Regions from separate parts of the Homo sapiens genome. Here region 2 is linked to region 1. A link is an interaction called in ENCODE POLR2A ChIA-PET data of the cell type or tissue named here. Cell type or tissue: Caco-2. All regions are shown on one strand. Links, peaks and the distances in the headings refer to the core of each region. The heading gives the core; the rest is flanking DNA. Region 1 holds the start of CATSPERB (catsper channel auxiliary subunit beta). Region 2 overlaps FBLN5 (fibulin 5).

Region 1 (4,377 bases), core at 1-4,000:
GTGAAACCCCATCTCTACTAAAAATACAAAAATTAGCCAGGCGTGGTGGTGGGCACCTGTAATCCCAGGTACTCGGGATATTAGAAGCCTCTAGACCAGAGTATAATTGACAATATTGGGAAACAATTGGAAGATAAGATAAAGAAGAAATACTAAAAGAAAAATTTTTTACTGTAAATAAGGAAGAGACACAAATAAGAACTCCTGAGAAGGAAATAGAGAGTAAGATGGTCTGAAACTTACCTTTATTATATACTATTCCTGATGAAAATTCAAATATGTTCAAAAGCAAAACTGAAACATATATAAGTGGCGATTCCATCTGTTGGAATAAATAAGAATTATTTTCACTCAATTTCTGAACATATTTTTGAATTCCTTTTGCTATAAACAACTACAAAGTAGTAAAGAAATAATCTCAATATTCTTAATATTTCACACTGTGTGACAAAAGCAGACAACACAACAGTTGCCTAAACTCTAAATTTACTCCCTACTTGGTATTAAAGGTAAATTTATAGGTATAATTATTACAAACTAGAAAAAGAGATGTGGCTCAGGTTTTCCTTCAGTAGGTAACCTTTAGAGAGGTGAGATCAGTTACACAGCTATGTAAAACAGAGCCTGAACTGATGAAGACTCTGAGGATGATACAGCTGTAACTTAATCTAATATTTTGACAACGTTGCTTTTGGGGAAGACAATTCACATGGTCCTGAGTTTCCCTGCACATTCTCGTTGAGTGTGCCAAGAATGCAAGGCCCTGGATGGTGTTCATCTCAGGCTTGTGTTTTGTAGCCACCAGCCTTGAGGGATGAGGTAAGGCACCCTGGACAACAGCAGGCTTGTTTCCATGGTGAATTGCTTAATCTCACTGTACCTCTCCTGTAATGCACTCCACTACGTGTATAAGCATCCATTATGGGCTCAATTTTCTACCCTCAAAATTCTGAAGTTGAAATCCTAACCACCCTTACCTCAGAAGGCAATCATGTTTGGAGATAGGATTTTTAAACAGGTGATGAAGTGAAAATGAAGTCATTAGGGTGGGCCCTCATCCAATAGGACTGGTGTCCTCAGAGAAGAGGAAATTTGGACATAGGCAGGGTGAAGTGAAGACACAGAGGGAAGACATTCAGAGGGAAGATGAAGGGAAGACACAGGAAGAAGACAGCCAGCCACCTATAAACTCAGGAGAGACGCATGAACAGTTCCTTCCTCATGGCCCTCAGAAGGAATTAACCCTACAGACACCTTGATCTCAGATTTCTAGCCTCCAGAACTGTGAGAAAATAAATTTCTGTTGTTTAAGCCACCCAGTGTATGGGCCTTTGTTATGGCAGCCCTAGAAAACTAACACAGCATCCATGATGAATTTCACCTCTAAGGAACTTGGGGGACAGGAGGTACTGGAGTGAGCAACCTGTGGACACTCTGGCTACTGCTTTTGCTATTAGTAATAAAGTCCTTCGTCTCTGACCTAGGAGTCTTGTGTCTTTTGCCAGCATCCAAGAAAACAGAAACATACTAATTTGCCAACTCTAAGTGGAATAAAATCTCAGAACTTTGTGCAGTTCCTGACAACTGCTGAGTAAATTAAATGTAACTGGTGTTTTTCCTTCATCAAAACTGACTTGCTTATTAAATACATTTAATTGACAATAGAAAGCTCAAACAGTTTGATTTTTTTGAATTCATTCTTATCACATTAACAGGGGAGAACTGAAGGTTTTTAGTGCATTTTTAAAAATCATCTGAGAAAACAACTTGTTTTCACAAGGTAAGAGGAAACAAATGGTAGATTAAAATTCTGTCGGCATGGTGCAATGCTCAAGTATATTTTTGGTGTAAGAACGAATTTAACATTAAGTGGAGACATTATCACAGTTAAACTCTGAAAATAGTCCCTTTACCAGAAAAATCTTATATCACTTTGCTAAACATTCAAATTAAATGATACAACACCATTATTAGAATCTTTATGCCTCTTCATGGGTCACCTGTGCAAACTCGAGAGAGTTAGTATGAAGCACGTGGTGGAAATTCTGGTTTTAATGTCAGCAAGCTTGTTCTGCAAGCTTTCTTATCTGCCATCCTGCAAGCTCAAGAATTTCTGCTACCTACTGGTTTCTTTAATTCTTTGGGGCATAGTTCCAGTCTCATTCTTCTTATTTTCCCTTCAATATTACAACTTTTCCTTATTTGATACTATCTTCTTTCAACTTTCAGCTCATAGTTAGAGTAAAAACATAGACTTTAGCCTAAGACGAAGTCTGTCCATCGAAATATTTGATTTTTAGCAAGCTATTTAACTTCTTGGAGTTCATATTCTATTCAGTAAAATGGGGATAACAGGCACTTCACAGTGTTGTTGTGAGAATTAAATGAAAAATACCTTAAAACATCTAACATATTCTATACAGAATAAGCACTTGACAAGTATTACTTCTGAATTCCATATCTCCATACACTGCAGCAACTTCTTTTTCCTCATCACACTCCCCTACTGACCTACTTAGCAGTTAAATTACCCCCAGTTATCATTCCTTTGTAATTATTATAAGTTTTACATAATTACTGGATACAAGTCATGTATCTGGGCATTTTCTCTTCTCTGGCACTAAATAAACATTGGGAATTGCCCCATTGAAGGAAGCTATTTCCTCCCCCAGTTGGTTCATTTATAGTTACTCCATTATTATGGAATAGTGATCACATTATAAATTCATACTCCAGCAGGGTCCTTATTTTAATATTTTTTACTGTAATTACCTCTTTAGGAGATGCGCAACTAGTTGTGTTCTTCTTTTTTATATTTTTTCTCAGTTTTCTTCCATATAGACTGAGAAGAAAGACCCAAAGTCAGGAGCCAAGTTTTCCCTGTTGACTGGCTTAGCACTCTAGTCACCTTTGGTAACAGCCAATCAGCAGCTACCAAGTACAGAAGCATGCTTAGAAAATCTAAAGGACAGGCAGTTGGAATTTCCAACTAACTGCCTCTTTCAGAGCACCACAGGCCATTTTCTTTAAAAACCGATGAGAGGTGGAGGTTCTCCAAACCTTCCATCTTTAATATAGCATTTATCTAGGAAGGATCAGAAACCTACATATGATTATCTATAAAACACTTCAATGATCATACGATCATTGAATGCCTGGGGAAAAACATAAATGCTAAAAGCTCATGCTAACTGCATATAATAAGGTTTAAAAGGAGGCAATCTCTCAAAGGGGAGGAGCTTCATAACTGGGTCTTTAAGGAAGACTGGGACTTAAAAAAAATAGAGAAGGCCTTATTGACAGGTAAACAAGACAAGCAAATACACAAAGCACAAAGTTAGAAATGAGCTGTGGACGCATGGAAACAGTGAGACCAAATGGCATGCCAGTTTGTCCTCCGTATTCATGTTGTGTGACTGTCCTTGATGTGGTTGTATGTGCTCACTAAGGCTGCCTTTGACTGAGTACCGAGTGAGCTGAGCTTGAACCTTTCTGTCTTACCCAGCGCCCTGACTAGTCATGAATGGTCACAGAGGCTGACACATACTTTTTGATAATCATGATAATAAAACGTGTTTTATACTCAGGTTGTCCTTCAGAAGTCCCTTCACATGGCCATGTAAAACCTGCTTTACCCTCATATCCTGAAATATGTCTGGTATCTGGGTTTAATCTATTCCTGGAAGAGCCCGCATCAGAAATATATTTCTCTCACCCTTTCTGGTGACCTTGACCTAAAGAAGAACCTGAAACAGTGTGCAAAACACAACAAAATATATTTCCTTATAAAGACTCAGTTCCCAGAAACTTGGAGCTCTCTTTTTTTGTTGCCTGTTTCCCACTAGGGAAGGCAATAAAGCTTTTATGGAAGAAGATGTAGCTTTCAGTTACCATAGCAACACTGCTACACATTAAAAAAAAGTCTGAGCAATACTGAAGGTACACATTGAGAGCTCTAAAAAGAATGATGAAGCAGGTGACATTTGCCTTCTTTCTCCCCAGCAACCTCTTAGTTTTCTTTTCCTCATTTGCCCCCACATTTTGTTTCCTAACTTACGAAAGAGTAAAGGATCTGTTTTCAATCACAGTCACTGATGAATTACACTTTGATGTGAGTACCAAGACTACTCCCACAGTAGGTGATTCATCTGTAACAGTGGAATGAAAGGGGTTCTTCTGCCTGAAAAACAAATTATGCACTGGGCTTCCGTCTAGTCAGGAGGATAGGGGGCAAGGCAATGGGCTGATTGAAAGAAGGATGACTTTGACTTTTTTTGTAATTTTTTGCTGGCTATAACAGGGCTTATTATGTGTGAAAAATGAAAACAAGTATAGAGAAATCAATTACGCATAAATCAACAACCAGATATAACCACT
Region 2 (4,394 bases), core at 146-4,145, 190 kb after region 1:
ATTTAAACAGAAACAAATCCAAAACATAGAAAGAAAAGAATAAAAAACAGGAATTGATGAAATAAAAGCAAAAGGAAAAGAAAGAGATCGGGGAGAGCAACAAAGCAAAATATTTCTTTTTGAAAACAGCAAACTGATATGACTCTGGCAATATCTGTGTGGTTTTTTTTTTTGTTTTGTTTTGTTTTGTTTTGTTTTTTGTTTTTTAATTAAAGAATTAACACAAGGCTGGGTGCAGTGACTCACACCTGTAATCCCAGCACTTTGGGAGGCTGAGGCAGGCAGATCATCTGAGGTCAGGAGTTTAAGACCAGCCTGACCAACATGGTGAAACCCCATCTCTACTAAAAATTCAAAAATTAGCTGGGTGTGGTGGCGAGCACCTGTAATCCCAGCTACTTAGGAGGCTGAGGCAGGAGAATCACTTGAACCCAGGGAGTGGAGGTTGCAGTGAGCCAAGATCGCACCACTGCACTCCAGCCTGGGCAACAGAGCAAGTTTCTGTCTAAAAAAATAAAAAATAATAAAAAAAAAAGAGTTAGCACAATATTGGGAATGAAAATACAACAGAACTACAAAGTCAGCAAAGATCAAATAGATAACACAAAGAATGGTAAGAAAAAGCTTATGCAAATGAAGCTAAAAACTTATTAAGTAGACAAGTTCTTAGAAAAAGGTAACTATGTAAAACTGACTTAAGAAGAAACAGAAAGTGCAAACAGTCCCCTAACTTTAAGAAATTATATCGTAGCGGCCAAGCACGGTGGCTCACGCCTGTAATCCCAGCACTTTGGGAGGCCAAGGCGGGTGGATCACGAGGTCAGGAGATCGAGACTATCCTGGCTAATATGGTGAAACCCCGTCTCTATTAAAAATACAAAAAAATTAGCCCAGGCGTGGTGGTGGGCACCTGTAGTCCCAGCTACTCAGGAGGCTGAGGCAGGAGAATGGCATGAACCCGGGAGGCGGAGGTTGCAGTGAGCCGATATCACGCCACTGCACTCCAGCCTGGGCGACAGAGCAAGACTCCATCTCAAAAAAAAAAAAAAAAAAAAAAAAAGAAATCATATCAGTAGCTAAAAATCTTCCCACTCACACACCCAAAAATACCAAATCTCAATGATCTTATAGGCAAATTCAAATAAACTTTCCATGAATTGAATTTGAATAAAATTTCCATGAATGACCTAAGGTTAGACCATTCTAACTTTCCAGAGAATAGAAAAGGAACAATATCTCACTCTATCAAGCTTATATGTGGACACCAAAACTAGTAAGAGTAATATTAAAAAAGAAATGTGGCAGGTCATTCTACTTTATAGACATTAATGACAAAAATCCTAAATAAAATGTTAGCCAAACAAATCCAGCAGTATATTGTAAACAAATCATACTATAACATGACCAAAGATAATGATGGTTACATATGGTAAAAATCTACCATTCTTTGCCTTTTATTTTTTGTTGTTCCTAAGGGCAGGATAACAAAGAACAGCTCAAAAGAATTCAGGTGGCCAGGCACGGTGGCTCACGCCTGTAATCACAGCACTTTGGGAGGCCGAGGTAGGTGGATCACTTGAGGCCAGGAGTTTGAGACCAGCCTGGCCAACATGGTGAAACCCCATCTCTACAAAAAGAATACAAAAATTAGCCAGGCCTGGTGGCCGGTGCCTGTAATCCCAGCTACTCAGGAGGCTGAGACAGAGAATCGCTTGAACGTGGGAGGCGGAGGTTGCCGTGAGAGGAGATCGCACCACTGCACTCCTGCCTGGGTGACAGAGCGAGATTCTGTCTCAAAATCAAACAAAAAAGAATTCAGGTGAGGGACTAGGCATTTCTTCAGATGTTCTGTAAAGAGGATTCATGGTATTATCTACCTGATAACTTTCAATGAAAGGGAGAGTTAGTTTTCTTTGGGGGCAGTATCAGTACTTGCTTACCTGAGGACAGGTGAGCAGCTCAGATGGCAGCTCTAGGCCCCTACTTTTGTTACTAGTGACCATCCCCCAATGTCATGGAAGGGTGTGTGTATGACTGAGATAGTGCATCCTTTAGTGAGTGAGTGCATCCTTTGTTATCTGTCACTGTGGGCTCAGAACAAACTTTGGGTCCTTCTGTTTCTTCTCTTTCCATGCAAAAGTTAGGATTCCAGGTACAGCTCTTGCCCTCCCACCATCCAAACTTCCTTCATCCGGTAACAGCACCCTAATTTTCCTTTAAGGAACTGCCTTTCTGCACTTTTGGTCCATGCACGGCAGGTAGCTTTGGACCCACTGCTGGTTCCGGGGTGGGCTTGTGATGTAGGCTTGCTAAATCAAAGCCCATGGGTTGCTAGTCATTGTGACGAACTCAGGGATGGGCTTGTGACCCATGCTGGCTACTAGAGCCCAACTATGACCTTTTGCCAGAGCTCGAGATTAAGGCAATCTCTCTGGGTTGTTAAACTAGAAAGACATAAGCCTGGAGCTGCCAGCGGCCTCCACTTGAGAGATCCTGCCCTGAGAATGAAGAAGCCTATGTTTTAGAGATAGTCATTGGAGAGAGAGAAAAAAATGAAGGCCATATGACACTACTTAAGCCCTTGCCCTCAGGCATGTCTGAAGCTAGTTCTACTTCTCAGCTTTCAGTTATGAAAAAACAAATTAGGCTGGGTGTGGTGGCTCACGCCTGTAATCCCAGCACTTTGGGAGGCCGAGGTGGGTGGATCACAAGGTCAGGAATTCAAGACCAGCCTGACCAATATAGTGAAACATGTCTCCACTAAAAATACACACATTAGCTGGGCATGGTGGCGTGCAACTGTAGTCCCAGCTACTCGGGAGGCTGAGACAGGAGAATTGCTTAAATGCGGGAGGTAGAGGTTGCAGTGAGCCAAGATCAAGCCACTGCGCTCCAGCCTGGGTGACAGAGTGAGACTCCATCTCAAAAAAAAAAAAAAAAAAAAAAAAAGAAAGAAAGAAAAAACAAAATACGTTTAGGTAGTTTATTGTTGTTTTGCTTAAGCTACTTGGAGCTGGGTTTCTGTCAGTTGCAATCAAAAAGTCCTGATGACTAATACACTGAATTTAATCAAATTTCCCTATAGCTTTATGGAGACACAGAGTCCTAATGTTGGCATTTGCTTCATCAAAAGCCACAGCACCAAGAGTAACAAGTGAATGTATTTCACTTTAAAAGGTAAATGAGAAATTTGCTCTATGTTCCTAGAAATCTCTGCAGAGCACGCCAGTCTAAAGTTGCCCTTCTTAACCTTTTTCATGTTGAGGCACACATAGAACATTACACAAGTGTGTAAGGTACAATGGAATGGGCAAATTGGCCCAAGGACTAAGCCTCCCTCTGAAGCCCCTGCCCCCCAACCCAAGAGCTGAAGAGATCAATATCCAGGCACCTGTACCACCCATGAACCAGTTGGGAGTGTCACATCTAGAATAAGGTAAAGGTGGGAGGTCAGGGAAGCTGTTTCAAGGGACAGTCCTCAAATGAGTCCTCTCATAACAAGATGGGTGACCTGCCTCATCTGATGGTACATTCCTCATCCTCCACATACCATTTGGGAACAAAGTGCTTCTAAGTGATTCGAAGCTTTTCAGAATCAGCCTGCCAAAACCCAGCTGTTTCTGCATAGTCAGGCTTTCTGGAGTGTGTGGCTCTGGATTTGTGGGAAGGACCCCAGCTCTGCTGAAACTGCTCTTGCTCTCTACAGCAGACCCAGATTTTCAGCCAAGAAACAAGAGGGCAGAAGGTCAGGGGACTGGGGGCGGAAGGAGGAGTATCCATAGAGCTGAGCCAAAAGAATGCCATTATTTAAGATATGATTGAAGAGTCTCTCCAAGACTGGCCAAAAGAGGAATTCGATTTGAACTCTGGGGGCTTAAGAATGCTGAGCACCCAGTTTGTAGATTCTTCTGTTGACCTACTGGGGCCAAACAAGGATGGAAGGATGGAAAGAGCATCTTTTCTTTATAAATCCAGTAGCTTGACTTTGTCTACGAGTGCACAAAATCTAAGGAAAGGCATGTTGCTGTTGCTGTTTTCTAACAACCTCATCTTCCTGTTTATCCAGCACTTATTACCCAACTTTCTTGGACAGCTGACCTATCAACAAGCCAGCAAACATTATTGACCCTGTTCTATCTGCAAGACAGGAGATAGGGGATATGAAAGAGACATAAAGATAACAGGACACGAAGCTTTAATGAGTAAGTGGCACAAGCACATTCCTAAGTCTAAGGTAGATGGTGAGAAATGTCCCAACAGAGGCACAAGCACAGTGTTTTGGGAACTCAGAGAAGAGGAGGTTCCAATGGGCTTGGGATGAGATCAGTAAAGATCTAAGAAGGCCTCTGGGAAGAAATCACAGATTAAGGTCATTAAGGATAAGAAAAAAGAAT

Evidence for each region. ChIA-PET counts read pairs that join two places held together with the same protein. Peaks named below come from ENCODE experiments on the same cell type or tissue, not always from the same donor. Only the 100,000 strongest peaks of a DNase experiment are listed, where the experiment ranks them.
Region 2: POLR2A ChIA-PET joins it to region 1 with 10 read pairs; 2 of 35 experiments call an interaction of 5 or more read pairs at or near these places.

The regions. Positions count from the first base shown.
Region 1 is chr14:91,729,158-91,733,534 of GRCh38, forward strand. It overlaps CATSPERB (catsper channel auxiliary subunit beta), which reads right to left and starts at 2,929. Exons shown (of 27, transcript NM_024764.4): 1 at 2,773-2,929; 2 at 244-322. The coding sequence starts at 322. In Caco-2, for the core only: no CTCF peak of the experiment used is centred there; no DNase peak of the experiment used is centred there.
Region 2 is chr14:91,914,652-91,919,045 of GRCh38, forward strand. The region is part of intron 4 of FBLN5 (fibulin 5); the gene reads right to left. Among named protein-coding and RNA genes, the nearest start is that of FBLN5, 31 kb to the right of the region's middle. In Caco-2, for the core only: no CTCF peak of the experiment used is centred there; no DNase peak of the experiment used is centred there.